Linked DNA regions of Homo sapiens: region 2 is linked to region 1. Evidence: read pairs that join two places in POLR2A ChIA-PET (ENCODE). Cell type or tissue: Panc1. All regions are shown on one strand. Links, peaks and the distances in the headings refer to the core of each region. The heading gives the core; the rest is flanking DNA.

Region 1 (8,024 bases), core at 1,456-5,455:
TGTTAGAACCCATTTGCCAAATTATTTGTGTTAGGCTTAGTAATAAGTGCTTTCAACCAAAAATCAAGTTCTACATACTATCTCAGGGTAAAAAGAAAGTGGTTTTTATCTTATTTATTTTTACCAATAAAATATTTTTATTTTTAAACTGTTATTTTAGATTTAGAGGGGGTACACCTAGCCTTTCTAGACTTCCTTAGTAATTGGTAAATTTCTCTTTTTATTTTGTCATTATTACTTTTTCTGCACTCAGGCTGGAGTGCAATGGCGCAAACATTGCTCATTGCAGCCTTGAACTTCTGGGCTTAACATATTCTCCCTCCTCAGCCTCCCGAATAGCTGAGACCACAAGCACAAGCCTGTGTGCCCAGCCCATTATTATTACTTTTAATGTCTGCTAGTTCCTGGGGTGCACAGAGATTTAAAGGTCACATTCTTCCAGGGTTTGGGCATAACATGAGCACTGGAATTAAATAGGTAGGTCCCACAGGGAAGGCAGTGCCCAGGAGAATAGAATCTAGGTGTGGGTGTGACCACTCTCCTTCTCAACTTGGCTCTTTCTTCTTGTTTGAAGAGACAGAGTAATACTGGGAGGCAAAAAAGGACCATTGGCTTGGGGTCAGAGGGTGTGATTTGAGGTCTGGAGTTGATCTCTTAAAGGCTATGTGAAGTTGGCACTGTCTCCAACCTTTCTCCTGCAAAATGAGAAAACAAGGCTGGATGAACTGAGTTCGCTTTCAGTCTTTTTTTTTTTTTTAAGTTTTTTATTTCCATAAATTTTGTTTAACAGGTGGTATTTGGTTACATGAGTAAATTCTTTAGTGGTGATTTCTGAGATTTTGGTGCACCCATCACCTGAGTAGTATACACTGAACCCAATTTGTAGTCTTTTACCTGATGCCTTTACATCCTTATAGTTTAGCTCCCAATTATGAGTGAGAACATACAATGTTTGATTTTCCATTTCTGAGTAGTATTCAATTATATATATACATACATATATATATATATACACATACATATATATATATATATATGTATATATATCCACAGTTTCTTTATCCACTTGTTGATTGATGGGCATTTGAGTTGTTTCCACATTTTTGCAATTCCAAATTATGCTGCTATAAACATGCGTGTGCAAGTTTTTTTTTTTTTTTTTAAATAATAACTTCTTTTCCTCTGGGTAGATACCCAATAGTAGGACTGCTGGATCAAATGGTAGTTCTCCCTTTAGTTCTTTAAGGAATCTCCACACTGTTTTCCATAGTGGTTGTACTAGTTTACATTCCCACTAGCAGTGTAGAAGTGTTTCCTTTTCACTCCATCCACACCAACATTTATTATTTTTTTATTTTTTTATTATGGCCATTCTTACAGGAGCAAGGTGGTATCACGTTATGGTTTTGATTTGCATTTCCCTGATCATTAGTGATGTTGAGCATTTTTTCATGTGTTTCCTGGCCATTTTTATATCTTCTTTTGAGAATTGTCTATTTATGTCCTTAGCCCACTTTTTGACGAGATTTTTTTTTTCTGGCTAATTTGTTTCAGTTTGTTGCAGATTCTGGACATTAGTCCTGTGTCAGATATATAAATTGTGAAGATTTTCTCCCGCTCTGTGGGTTGTTGTTTACTTTGCTCACTTCCTTTGGCCATGCAAAAGCTCTTTAGTTTAATTAAGTCCCAGCTATTTATCTGTGTCTTCATTGCATTTGCTTTGGGGTTCTCGGTCATGAAATCCTTGACTAAGCCAATGTTTAGAAGGGTTCTTCTGATGTTATCTTCTAGAATTTTTATAGTTTCAGGTCTTAGATTTAAGTCCTTGATCCATCTTGAGTTGATTTTTGTATAAGGTGAGAGATGAGATCAAGTTTCATTCTTCTACATGTGGCTTGCCAAGTATCCCAGCACCATTTGTTGAATAGGGTGTCCTTTACCCACTTTATGTTTTGGTTTGCTTTGTCAAAGATCAGTTGGGTGTAACTATTTGTGTTTATTTCTGGGTTCTCCATTCTGTTCTGTTTGTCTATGTCCCTATTTTTATACCGGTACCATGCTGTTTTGGTGAGTGTGGCCTTATTGTGTTGTTTGAAGTTGGGTAATACGAAGCCTTTTGATTTGTTTCTTTTGCTTAGTCTTGCTTTGGCTATGCAAGCTTTTTTTTTGGTTCCATATGAATTTTAGGATTGTTTTTTCATAGTTATTTGAAGAATAATGTCAGTACTCTGATGGGAATTGTATTGAATTTGTAGATTGCTTTTGGCAGTATGGTCATTTTTAGAGTATTGATTCTACCCATCTATGAGCATGGGATGTGTTTTTATTTGTGTCATCTATTGCTTTCAGCAGCATTTTGTAGTTTTTCTTGTAGAGGTCTTTCACTTCCTTGGTTAGGTATATTCCTAAGTATTTTATTTTTTGTGCAGCTATTGTAGAAGGGGTTGAGTTCTTAATTTGATTCTCAGCGTGGTCGCTTTTGGTATATAGCAAAGCTACTAATATGTGCACATGGATTTTGTATTCTGAAACTTTGCTTAATTTATTTATTGGTTCTAGGAGCTTTTTGAAGGAGGCTTTAGTGTTTTCTGGGTATACAATTATATCATAAGGAAACAATTAGTTTCAGCTCCTCTTTAGTGATTTGGATGCCCTTTATTTCTTTCTCTTGTCTGATCATTCTGGCTAGGATGTCCAGTACTATGTTGAATAGAAGTGGTGAGAGTAAGCATTTTTGTCTTGTTCCAGTTCTCAGAGGAAATGCTTTCAACTTTTCCCCATTTAGTATTATGTTGGCAGTAGGTTTGTCATAGATGCCTTTTATTATATTAAGGTATGTCCTTGGTAGGCCAGTTTTGCTGATGGTTTAAATCATAAAGTGATGCTGGATTTTGTCAAATGCTTTTCTCCATCTATTGAAATACTTATGTAATTTTTTAAAAAAATTCTGTTTATGTGGTGTATCACATTTATTGACTTGGGTATGTTAAACCATCCCTGAATCATTAGCTATAAAACCTACTTGATTATGGTGGATTATCTTTTTAATATGTTGTTGGATTCAGTTAGCTAGTATTTTGTTAAGGATTTTTGCATCTATAGGCTGGGCCCTGTGGCTCATGCCTGTAATCTCAGCACTTAGGGGGGCCACAGCAGGACAATCACTAGAGGTCAGAAGCTCAAGACCAGCATGGCCTACATGGTGAAACCACGTGTCTATTAAAAATATATGTATATTCTGCAGTTGTTGGGTATAATGTTCTGTAAATATCTGTTAAGTCCATTTGGTTTAGGGTGTAGCTAAAGTCCATTGTTTCTTTGTTGACTTTCTCTCTTGATGACCTGTCTAGTGCTGTCAGTGGAGTATTAAAGTTTTCCACTATTATCGTGTTGCTGTCTGCCTTATTTTTTAGGTCTAATAGTAATTGTTTTATAAACTTGAGAGCTCCAGTGTTGGGTGCATACATATTTAGGATTGTGGTATTTTCCTGTTGGAAAAAGTCTTGCATCGAAATAAAATGTCCCTCTTTGTCCTTTTTAACTGGTATTGCTTTAAAGTTCCATCTGATATAAGAATAGCTACTCCTGCTTGCTTTTGGTGTCCATTTGCATGGAATATCCTTTTCCTCCCCAATACCTTAAGTTTATGTGAGTCCTTAATGTTAGGTGAGTCTCTTGAAGGCAACAGATAACTGGCTGGTGAACTCTTACCCATTCTGCAATTCTGTATCTTTTAAGTGGGGCGTTTAGGCCATTTACATTTGATGTTAGTATTGAGATGTGAGGTACTATTCCTTTTATTTTGCTATTTGTTGTCTATATACCTTTTTTTATTGTATTTTGGTTTTATAGATCCTGGGAGATTTATGTTTTAAAGAGGTTCTGTTTTGACGTGTTTCCAGAATTTGTTTCAAAATGTAGAGGTCTTTTTAGCAGTTCTTGTAGTGCTGGCTTGGTAGTAGTGACTGCTCTCAGTATTTGTTTTTCTGGAAAAGACAGTATATTTCCTTCATTTATGAAGCTTAGTTTCACTGGATTCAGAATTTTTGGCTAATTATTGTTTTATTTAAGGAGGCTTGAAGATAGGGCCCCAATTCTTTTTAGCTTGTAGGGTCTCTGCTGAGAAATCGGCATTAATCTGATAAGTTTTTCTTTATAAGTTACCTGGTGCTTTTCCCTCACAGCTGTTAAGATTCTTTCCTTCATCTTGAATTTAGATAACCTGATGACAGTATGCCTAGGTGATGATCTTTTTTAGATGAATTTCCCTGATATTCTTTGAGCTTCTTGTATTTGGATGGCTAGGTCTCTAGCAAGTCCAGGAAAGTTTTCCTCAATTATTCCTCCAAATATGTTTTACAAACTTTTAGATATGTCTTCTTTCTAATTATTTCTAATAATTACCAATTATTCTTAGGTTTGGTCACTTAACATGTCCCAAACTACTTGGAAGTTTTTTTTTTTTTTATTCTTTTTTCTTTGTCATTGTTGGATTGGGTTAATCCAAAAACCTTGTCTTTGAGCTCAGAAGTTCATTCTTCTACTTGCTTGATTCTATTGCTGAGACTTTCCAGAACATTTTGCATTTCTCTAAGTGAGTTCCTTATTTCTTGAAGTTGTGATTGTTTTTTATTTATGCTATCTATTTGACTGAAGATTTCTTCCCTCATTTTTGTATGTTTTCTGATTTCCTTAAATTGGACTTCATTTTCTCTGGTGCCTCCTTGATTAGTTTAATAACTGAACTTCTGAATTCTTTCTCAGATAAATCAGAGATTTCTTCTTGGTTTGGATCCATTGCTGGTGAGCTAGCATAATTTTGGGGGCATATTAAAGAACCTTGTTTTGTCATATTACCAGAATTGTTTTTCTGGTTCCTTCTCATTTGGGTAGGCTATGTTAGAGGGAAGTTCTAAGGTTCAAGGCTGTTTGTTCAGATTATTTTGTCCCATGGGGTATTCCCTTGATGTAATACTCTCCCCCTTTTCCTAGGGATGTGGCTTCCTGAGAGCTGAGCTGTAGTGATTGTTATTTCTCTTCTGGATCTAGCCCCCAAGCAAGTCTACCAAGCTCTGGGCTGGTAGTGGGGGTTGTCTGCACAGAGTCCTGTGATGTAAATTGTCTTCAGGTCTCTCAGATGTGGATATTAGCACCTGCTTCAGTAGAGGTGGCAGGTGGTGAAATGGACTTCTTGAGGGTACTTAGGTTTGGTTGTTTAATGCACTATTTTTGTGCTGGTTGGCCACCTGCCAGGAGGAGGTGCTTTCAAGGGAGCATGGCTTTGGTAGTATAGGGAGGATCAGGTGGTGAGTGGGGCCCTAAGACTGCCAAGAGTATAAGCTATTTGTCTTCAGCTACCAGAGTAGGTAGGGAGGGACCATCAGGTGGGGGATGGTTAGGCATATCTGAGCTTAGACTCTCTTTGGGCGGGGCTTGCTGCAGCTGCTGCAGGAAATGGTGGCATTGTTCCCAGGTCAATGGAGTTATTTTCCCAGGAGGATTATGGCTGCCCCTGCTGTCATGAAGGTTGTCAGGGATGTGGGGAAAGCCAGCAGTTACAGTCCTCACCCAGCTCCCACACAACCTGAAAGACCAGACTCACTCCCACCATGCTCTGCACCAAGAGCACCGAGTTTTCTTTCAGGCAGTGGGTGAGCAGGGCTGAGAACTTGCCCAAGGCTACCAGCCTCCTAGCTGCAAAAGCGAGCAGGCCTTTTGTGCCTGCTGACTTTGCAGTCTGCACACCTGATTCATGCCCTCCTGCAAATTCTGGCCAGGTGAATTCATGTTTGGTTAGAATTGTTAGAAAGTTCAGCTGGAAGTTTCCTTCTCCCTGTGGTCTTTTCCCACTTCCCTTGACAGCCCTCTCCAAGGACCCCTTTGAAACAAGTCTTTAAAAGCTTTCCTGAAGACCCAGAGAGCCCACAGGGCTTCTTCTGCTTCCTCTACCTCTGTATTTAGCTCATCTCTCTAAATTGACTCAGCTCGAGGTAAGGTCAGGTCCTTATCCCATGATCTAGACTTTCAGGTTCCCAAGTGAGGGTGTGTGTATGAGAGCAGATGATTCCTTTTTCCCACTTTCACATCTTGGGCACTCATAGTATTTGGGCTGTCTCTGAGATCCTGCAGGAGAAATTTGCTTCCTTCAGAAAGTCTGTGGGTTCTCTCAGCTTTCCTGGTTCATTCCTGCAGTAGTTCTGAAGCAAAAGTTCATGATGCGAGTTTCCACACACTGCTCTGAGTGGGAGCTGCAATCTATTTCTGCCTCCTGTCTGCTATTTTTGTCAAAAAACTGATTTTAAAATTCCTCTTTATTTCTACTAAATTAGAAAATTAAAAGCCAAAATGTTAGATCAGGAATAATAATTGGATGAGAGGGTGTTGGGCATATGGTTAAGATTGAAACTTAGAATCAGGTGGTTCCTGATTGCATTCCAGTTCTGCCATTTATGGGCTGTACGATATGAATACAGTTTCTTGACCTCTCTGTGCTTGACTCTTCATCCGTACAGTGAGGATCATACTGCCTAAATCCTAGGGTTTTGGTAAAATTAAAGCAATTAGTACAAATAAGGGTACCCAAAGTTTGCCCAGCACATAACAAGTGTACAGGAAATTTATTAGCTCTTATTTGTTGATTCTGTTAGATCATGATCAATATTAAGCCTGAAAACAAGGTGGCCACATCAGTGATTTGTAACTCATGTTTATTCTAGTCAGTCCGGGGCTGTAATAGTAGTCGAATGTTTATGATACTATCCTTTTTTTAAAAACTATTAATATTTTTATTGGCAAATAAGAGTTATATACATTATGAGGTACAATGTGAAGTTTGAGTATATGTACATAATATGATTATGTTGAGTTAAATAACACATGAACTCACCTATCATTTTTGTGGTGAGACACTTGAAATTTACTCTTAGTTATTTTAAAATATACAGTAATTATTGTTTATTGTAGTCACCCTGCTTTGCAATAGATATCAAAACATATTTACCCTGTCTATGTGAAACTTTGCATTCTTTGATCAACAACTCTCTGTTTTCTTCCCACCACACCCAGCCTCTGGTAAAGATTATTCCACTTTCTACTTTTTTGAGTTAAACTTTATTCTTGCAGTATTTGTCTTTCTGTGCCACAGTTATTCCATCTAGCATAATGTCTTCTAAATTCATCTATATTGTTTCAAATGATAGGATTTACCCCTTTTTAAAGGCTGAACAATATTCCATTGTGTATCCAATATTTTTTTTAAAAAATGAATTTAAAAGGCCAGGTGTGGTGGCTCATACCTGTAATCCCAGCACTTTGGGAGGCCGAGGGGGGTGCATCGCCTGAGGTCAGGAGTTCGAGACCAGTATGGCCAACATGGTGAAACCCTATCTACTAAAAATAACAAAAATTAGCTGGGTGTGGTGGCAGGTGCCCGTAACCCCAGTGACTTGGGAGGCTGAGGCAGGAGAATTGCTTGAACCCAGGAGGTGGAGGTTGCAGTGAGCCGAGATGGTGCCATTGCACTCTAGCCTGGGCAACAAGAGTGAAACTCCATCTCAAAAAAAAAAAAAATTAAATATATTTATTGATTGAAAAACTCATGGAAGGATATTTCTGTGTTAAAGAACATGTTAATATAATTCAGTATACACATATCTTAATAGCTAATTTGTACTGAGCACTAACCATAATACTACTTATGTGTTAATAAATTTAATTCTCACAGTAACTGGATAACATAGGCATTACACTTATCCTTATTTTGCAGAGAAAGAACCAGAGCTATGGGTAGAAATGACTTGCTCATAATAGTAGAATATTAAAACACAGGCAAATATGTCTCCAGAGATAGCACTTCTGAGTACAACAATAAAAACCCTCTTTAACCAGAAAGGAAATAATTAACACTCACTTTTAATAAAAATTAACAAAAATTGAATAATTAGATACATTTTCATTGTTCTGCGTGTTTGTGAATGTATCAAATGGTACATAAGAAATAAGCCAGAAAAAATGTTAGTTAATAT
Region 2 (8,024 bases), core at 2,613-6,612, 66 kb before region 1:
TTGAGAAATCTCCCTACTGTTGTCTGTAATGGTTGTACTAATTTACATTCCCACCAACGGTGTATAAGTGTTCCTTTTTTCTCTGAACCCTCACCAACATCTTTTGTTTTCTGACTTTCAATTTTTTATTTTTATAGAGATGGGGGGGGTCTCATTATGTTGCCGAGGCTGGTCTCGAACTCCTGACCTCAAGTGACCTGCCCACCTCAGCCTCCCAAAGTGCGAGGTTACAGGTGCAAGCCATCTCACCTGACTGTTTTCTGACTTTTTACTAATAGCATGTGCTAGGTGTGGTGGCTGACACCTGTAATCCCAGCACTTTGGGAGGCCTAGGCGGGTGAATCACCTGATGTCAGGAGTTTGATACCAGCCTGGCCAACATGGTGAAACCCTGTCTCTACTAAAAGTACAAAAATTAGCTGGGTGTGGTGGCATGTGCCTGTAATACCAGCTACTTGGGAGGCTGAGGCCGGAGAATCACTTGAATCTGGGAGGTGGAATTTGCAGTGAGTCGAGATTGCACACCTGGACTCCAGCCTGGGTGACAGAGCAAGACATAATAATAATAATAGCATGTGCTCTTCTTCAACATAACTTTAACATTGCTCCCATGGTGAGGTCAGGCCTATGCTCCTCTCCCTTGAATTCAAGAAGGTCTGTGACTGGCAGAAGTGATTCAAGGTAGGTCATAAAAGGAGACATCTTTTCTCCGTGGTCTTCCTGGGATGCTTGCTCTTTGAACCCAGCTACCATGCTGTGAGGAAGCCCAGATCACAGGGAGAGGCCACATTTTGATGTTCCAATCAACAGTCCCAGCACAGGTTTCAGATGACAGCCAACATCAGTTGCCAGACATGGGACTGAAGAAGGCTTTGTGAAGATTCCAGCCCCAGCCACTGCAACAGCATGAGACACCTCGAGTGAAAATCACCTACCTGAACCCAGTCAACTCCCAGAACCATGAAAAAAAAAAAGATTATTTTAAGCACCTAAAGTTTTGTGGTTATATATTATGCAATAAGAGTAACTTAAATATCCTCATTCCCTTCTAGCTTTTTGAATCTCTTACTCACCAAACCTAGTCTCTCTGTGAAGACCTGCTCTGCCTTAATCAATATTTTCCCCATAGACCCAGTGAGAGGTAGGTTGGGTTATCTTCCTACTCTTCATGGCTGCTCAGAGACCATTTCTTCTTCTTCTTCTTCTCCTACTCCTTCTCCTTCTTCTTTCTTTTTTTAGTGATGGAGTCTCCCTCTGTCACCAGACTGGAGCACAGTGGCACAATCTCAGCTCACTGCAACCTCTGCTTCCTGGGTTCAAGTGATTCTCCTGCCTCAACCTCCTGAATAGCTGGGACTACAGGCACAAGCCACCATGCCCAGCTAATTTTTGTATTTTTAGTATAGATAGGGTTTCATCATGTTGGCCAGGATGGTCTTGATCTGTTGACCTCATGATCTGCCCGCCTCAGCCTCCAAAAGTGCTGGGATTACAGGCATGAGCCACCGCACCCAGCTCTTCTTCTATTCCTTCTTCCTCCTCCTCTTCCCCCTCCTCCTCCTTCTTCCTCTTCATCCTCCTCTTCCTCCTTGACAGGGTCTCACCTCCCCAGGCTCCAGCGATTCTCCCACCTCAGCCTCCTGAGTAGCTGTGACCGCATGTGCGTGCCACCGTACCCAGTTGATTTCTTTTTATTTTTTGTAAAGATGGGGGTCTCACTATGTCACTCAGGCCAGCCTCAACCTTTTGGGCTCAAGTGATGCTCCTGCCTCAGCCTCCCACAGTGTTGGGATTACAAGTATGAAGCACTGAGCCCAGACTAATTTTTCATCTTCTTTAGTTAACCTAACTGTCTCTGTGTTCTTCAGCATTCTATTCCCTTGAATACTCAATCTCCTGTGTGGCTGCTGCAAGTCCTGGAATCTTTTTAGGATTTCCTCTCTAAAGGCCATTCAAAAAGTGGTGAGTTAATTTGCCCACAGTCCACAGTCCACATTGCAGCCATCAGCAAAGCCAAACGCCAGCCGTGCCTGGATCTCCCTGCATACCACATTCATCCTTATCTTGCACACATTTCCTTCACTATGCGAGGACAAGAACACTTTTGAGCTAATGAACGTGCATGTTCTCTGTTCAAAGTAAAACACATAATAAATAAACCCCACCAAGATGCTCACTTCCTGGTGGGTCTGTGTGTTAAAAGCAGTTGTCTTCAAATCTAACTCCTATGAATGTTTATACTTCTGTTTATTCTAAAACTCCCTAATTAGAGACTTCCCAGTATCTTGCAATTCCTCAACAAGTCATAGGGAGCCCAGGAATAATTTTTTTTTTGAGACGGAGTCCCACTCTATCGCCAGGCTAGAGTGCAGTGGCACCATCTCAGCTCACTGCAACCTCTACCTCCCAGGTTCAAGTGATTCTCCCTTCTTAGCCCCCCGAGTAGCTGGGATTACAGGCATGTGCCACCACACTGAGCTAATTTTTGTACTTTTAGTAGAGACAGGATTTCACCATGTTGGCCAGGATGGTCTCGATCTCTTGACCTCGTGATCCTCCCACCTCAGCCTCCCAAAATGCTGGGATTATAGGCGTGAGCCACGGTGGCAGGCCAGGAATAAATTATTCAAAAATAATTAACAAAAGGCTTTACCTTGTTTCATCATTTAGTTGATGAACTTTTCCAGTTTAATTAGTCTCACCAATATAGAAAACATTTTTAGAAGAGGCCTCTTTGGGTTAAGAACAAGTGTCTTTCTTTCTAGCTGCTCTAGAGAAGAAGAAGAGAAAACAACAAGGCCCATTTTAGGAACATTTTAACCATGAGTAGAACACAACACAAGGAAAACTTTCTCTTTTATATAAGAAATATATTTTGGCCGGGCGTGGTGGCTCACGCCGGTAATCCCAGCACTTTGGGAGGCCAAAGCAGGCAGATCACCTGAGGTCATGAGTTTGAGACCAGCTTGGCCAACAAGATGAAGCCCTGTCTCTACTAAAAATACAAAAATTAGCCGAGTGTAGTGGTGGGCACCCATAATTGCAGCTACTCGGGAGGCTGAGGCAGGAGAATCGCTTGAACCAGGAGGTGGAGGTTACAGTAAGCGGACTTTGTGCCATTGCACTCCAGCCTGGGTGACAGAGAGAGACTCCATCTCAAAACAAAACAAAAAAAAAAAAAAGAAGGAAGGAAGGAAGGAATTTCACAAAAGCGCATTTAATGCAGGCAACTTTTGAGCATCAGAGAAATTGGTCTGGATTAAGTCCAGAGACGCAGTGTTGCGTTGCTTACAAGAATGGTTTGGAATCCCAGCTCTACCGCGTTAATAACTGCCTGTGCCTAGCAAGGTACTTAACTCCCCTTTGCCTCAGTATCTTCTCCATAAAATGGGGATGGCAGTAGTACAGTGGTCCATGCCTCTGAGGGTTTGAGGAGAATCAGTTACATGGTGACAGGCACATAGTTAATGTTCAATAAATGCTATAGCTATTATCTTCATTCTTGTCTCTATGGGTGAAAGAAAAATGCAACATTGGATCAGATTAAATTCTTCTGGAAGCAATGGCTTAAAATAAACTGCTATTCAAAAACTAAAATTATCATACTGGGCTAAAGCTATCCAAAATGTAAGTGATCTATCTTCCAGTAATTCCACAAAATAGATAAATGTGTACACAGTTACTTAGAAGAACATTTAACAACTGCATTTAAATGTAGATTCTTGGCTGGGCATGGTGGCTCACACCTCGAATCCCAGAAATTTGGGAGGCCAAGTTGGGTGGATCACCTGAGGTTAGGAGTTTGAGACCAGCCTGGCCAACATTGTGAAACCCTGTCTCTACTAAAAATACAAAAATTAGTTGGGCATGTTGGCGGGCATCTGTAATCCCAGCCACTCAGGAGGCTAAGGCCAGAGAATCATTTGAACCCAGGAGGTGGAGGTTGCAGTGAGCTGAGATCACACCACTGCACTTCAGCCTGGGTGACAGAGACTCCATTTCAAAAAGAGCAAATAAATAAATAAATGTAAACTCTTGGGCTTTGTTTTATTCATGATTGCCACCAGCAGAGCTACCTAACAATGTATATATATATGTATTTTTTTTGAAATTATTATATTGCTTTATTTGATATTTTCCATTTCTTCCCTTATTAAATACATTTACTTTCATGGCATATTATACTATGTAACTTCTTAGTTCTATTTTTTTATTACAGTTTAAGTTTTAGGGTACATGTGCACAACGTGCAGATTTGTTACATATGTATACGTGTGCCATGTTGGTGTGCTGCACCCATTAACTCGTCATTTAACATTAGGTATATCTCCTAATGCTATCCCTCCCCCCTCCCCCCACCCCACAACAGGCCCCGGTGTGTGATGCTCCCCTTCCTGTGTCCATGTGTTCTCATTGTTCAGTGCCCACCTATGAGTGAGAACATTCGGTGTTTGGTTTTTTATCAAGCCCTCTAGTGACCTTTAAGATCAGGCAAACTCAGGTAATAACATTGAACGGTTGGTGAGTGCATATTTTCCAGGTTAAAATGATATTGGGTATAGAGCAGCAGTTCTCAAATTTGAAGTGCTTAAGAATCACCAGGAAAATTGTTAAAAATTACATGTCCAGAGGTTTAGATATCCAGAGATTTAGATTCAGAGCTCTGGGAGACACTAAAATATCTGCATTTTTTAAACCAGTTTCTTCTCTCCAGGGTGAATAATTCAGAGGCACTTGTGTTCATCCTGTGCTGCTATAACAGGTAATTTATAATGAACAGAAATTTATTTGACTCAGGGTTCTGGAGGTTGGGAAGTCTGAGTAGAGGGGCTACATCTGGTGAGGGCCTTCTTGCTATATCAGACAATGGCAGAAAGTATCACATGGTGAGAGAGAGCAGGAAGGGGGCAGAACTCATCCTTCATAAGAAACTCGCTCGCATCATAATGAACCCCACTCCCACCATAACAACATTAATCCATTCCTGAAGGCAAAGTCTTCCTGACCTAATTATCTCTTAAAGGTTGCACCGCTCAACATTGTTGCATTGGGGATTAAGTTTCCAACACATGAACTTTGGAGGATATATTCAAACCATAGCATTCTGCCCCAACCACCCAAATTCATGTCCTTCTCACCTGCAAAATACATTCATTCCATCCCAATAGCTGCAAAAGTCTTAATTTGTTTCAGGACCAACTCAAAAGTTTAAAGTTCAGAGTCCTATCTAAATCAGATATGGATGAGACCCACCGCACAATTCATTCTGAGGCAACAGCTGTGAGCCTGTGAAATTTAAAAAAAAAAAAAAGGTGCCTCCAAAATTCAATGGTAGGACAGATATAAGGCAGACATTTTCTTTCTTTGTTTTTGTTTTTGAGACGGAGTCTAGCCCTGTCTCCCAGGCTGGAGTGCAGTGGCAGGATCTCGGCTCACTGCAAGCTCCGCCTCCCGGGTTCACGCCATTCTCTTGCCTCAGCCTCCCGAGTAGCTGGGACTACAGGCTCCCGCCACCACACCCAGCTAATGTTTTGTATTTTTAGTAGAGACGGGGTTTCACCATGTTAGCCAGGATGGTCTCGATCTCCTGACCTCGTGATCCGCCCTCCTCGGCCTCCCAAAGTGCTGGGATTACAGGCATGAGCCACCACGCCCGGCCACTTTTTTTTTTTTTTTTTTTTTTTTGAGACGGAGTTTTGCTCGTTGCCCAGGCTGGAGTGCAATGGCACAATTTCGGCTCACTGCAACCTCCACCTCCTGATTTCAAGCGATTCTCCTGCCTTGGCCTCCTGAGTAGCTGGGATTACAGGTGCCCGACATCACACCCAGCTAAGTTTTTTTTTTTTTTTTCTTTTGAGATGGAGTCTCGCTCTGTCACCCAGGCTGGAGTGCAGTGGCTATATCTCGGCTCACTGCAAGCTCTGCCTCCTGGGTTCACACCATTCACCTGCCTCAGCCTCCTGAGTAGCTGGGACTACAGGTGCCCGCCACCACGCCCAGCTAATTTTTTTTTTTTTTTTTTTTTTTTTAGGAGAGATGGGGTTTCACCATGTTAGCCAGGATGGTCTCGATCTCCTGACCTCGTGATCCACCCTCCTCGGCCTCCCAAAGTGCTGGGATTACAGGCATGAGCTCCACCTCTGTGACAAACTTCTGCCTGAGGCACCCAGCTGTTCAATACATGTTTTGAAATCTAGGTGGAGGGCTGGGAGCGGTGGCTCATGCCTATAATCCCAGCACTTTGGGAGGCCGAGGCGGGTGGATCACGAGGTCAGAAAATCGAGACCATCTTGTCTAACACAGTGAAACCCCGTCTCTACTAAAAATACAAAAAATTAGACGGGTGTGGTGGCAGGCACCTGTAGTCCCAGCTACTTGGGAGGCTGAGGCAGGAGAATGGTGTGAACCTGGGAGGTGGAGCTTGCAGTGTGAGCTGAGATCGAGCCACTGCACTCCAGCCTGGGCAACAGAGCAAGACTCTATCTCAAAAAGAAAAAAGAAAGAAATCTAGGTGGAGCCCACCATAGCCCCACAGTTCATATACTCTGCACATATGCTGAGTTAGCACTGTGTGGATGCCACCATGGTTTATAATCCTGTATCTCTTCTGGAGTGGTGGCTAGACCCACTTAAGCTGTTGAAGTTGATTGTATTCATCTATTCTCACACTGCTAACAAAGACATACCTGAGACTGGGTAATTTATAAAGGAAAGAGGTTTAATGGACTCTGTTCAGCATGGCTGGAGAGGCCTCACAATTATGACCAAAGGCAAAGGAAGACCAAAGGCACATCTTCCATGGTGGCAAGCAAGAAAGCATGTGCAGGGGAACTGCCCTTTTATAAAACTAACAGATCTCCTGAGACTTATTCACTATCAATGAGAACAGCATGGGAAAAACACACTCCCATGATTCAATTACCTCCTACTGGGTCCCTGCCACAACATGTGGGGATTATGGGAGCTAAAATTAAAGATGAGATTTGGGTGGGGACACAGCCAAACCATATCACTGGTTTTTCCCCAGGTTCCCCCATATAAGTCAGTGAATGTAGATGGATACTTGTGACAAAGGGAACCATTGTGGTCCAGACACTGAATACACTGAAGTCCCAGCTGCTGCTCTGCCAGGATTCCCTGTCCCACCTGCCAGGACCTCCCCTCAACCACCTCCCTGTTCAGGAGATGCCCATGTATTCAAGAGAGAGTGTTCATAATTTTCTTTTTCTTTTCTTTTCTTTTTTTTTTTTTTTTTTTTTGAGACAGAGTCTCTTGCTCTGTCGCACAGGCTGGAGTGCAGTGACATGATCTCAGCTCACTGCAACCTCTACCTCCCAGGCTCAAGCAATTCTCCTGACTCAGCCTCCTGAGAAGCTGGGATTGCAGGTGCACACCACTATGCCTGACTAATTTTTTGTATTTTTATTAGAGACCAGGTTTTGCCATGTTGGCCAGGCTGGTCTCGAACTCCTGACCTTGAGTGATCTGTCCCACTTGGCCTCCCAAAGTGCTGGGATTACAGGCATGAGCCACCATGCCTGGCCAATTTTCATAATTTTCTTTACTTCCCACTGTGGTGGGAGAACTGGCTTCAGAGAAAGCCATCCTGGACAGGTAAGGTGGCCCCCCAAGGAACAGGTTTCAATCAAATGTTTTGTAGGCAGTGATGCCCGTGCACCCTGGTGAGAAGGAGCATGGTGTGAACATCAGGAACCAGACTTCACCCTGGAGGAAAGGCCACAGGTGGGGGCTGAAGGAGCAGTTCTTACAAGCGATCCTGTGGGCACTGGGGCCACACCACGCACCTTGGTGCACAAGTGTCAGTGTGGCTCAGAGTGGGGTAGAGGACTCAGGGTATTAAAAGCATCAAGGAATCCAGGGAGAGCCACTGCACCCAACTTTACTTTCACCCACAGGCTTTCATCATGTTGGCCAGACTGGTCTCCAACTTCTGACCTCAAGTGATCCACCTGCCTTGGTCTCCTAAAGTGCTGATTACAGGTGTAAGCCACCATGCCTGGCCA

Evidence for each region. ChIA-PET counts read pairs that join two places held together with the same protein. Peaks named below come from ENCODE experiments on the same cell type or tissue, not always from the same donor. Only the 100,000 strongest peaks of a DNase experiment are listed, where the experiment ranks them.
Region 2: POLR2A ChIA-PET joins it to region 1 with 12 read pairs; 6 of 35 experiments call an interaction of 5 or more read pairs at or near these places.

The regions. Positions count from the first base shown.
Region 1 is chr7:64,956,898-64,964,921 of GRCh38, reverse strand. No RefSeq gene overlaps it. Among named protein-coding and RNA genes, the nearest start is that of ZNF117, 30 kb to the left of the region's middle. In Panc1, for the core only: no CTCF peak of the experiment used is centred there; no DNase peak of the experiment used is centred there.
Region 2 is chr7:65,023,993-65,032,016 of GRCh38, reverse strand. It overlaps LOC105375330 (a long non-coding RNA gene), which reads left to right. Exons shown (of 6, transcript XR_927607.1): 3 at 1,053-1,141. It overlaps LOC105375329 (a long non-coding RNA gene), which reads right to left and starts at 5,277. Exons shown (of 3, transcript XR_927606.2): 1 at 5,139-5,277; 2 at 3,293-3,508; 3 at 2,591-2,770. In Panc1, for the core only: no CTCF peak of the experiment used is centred there; no DNase peak of the experiment used is centred there.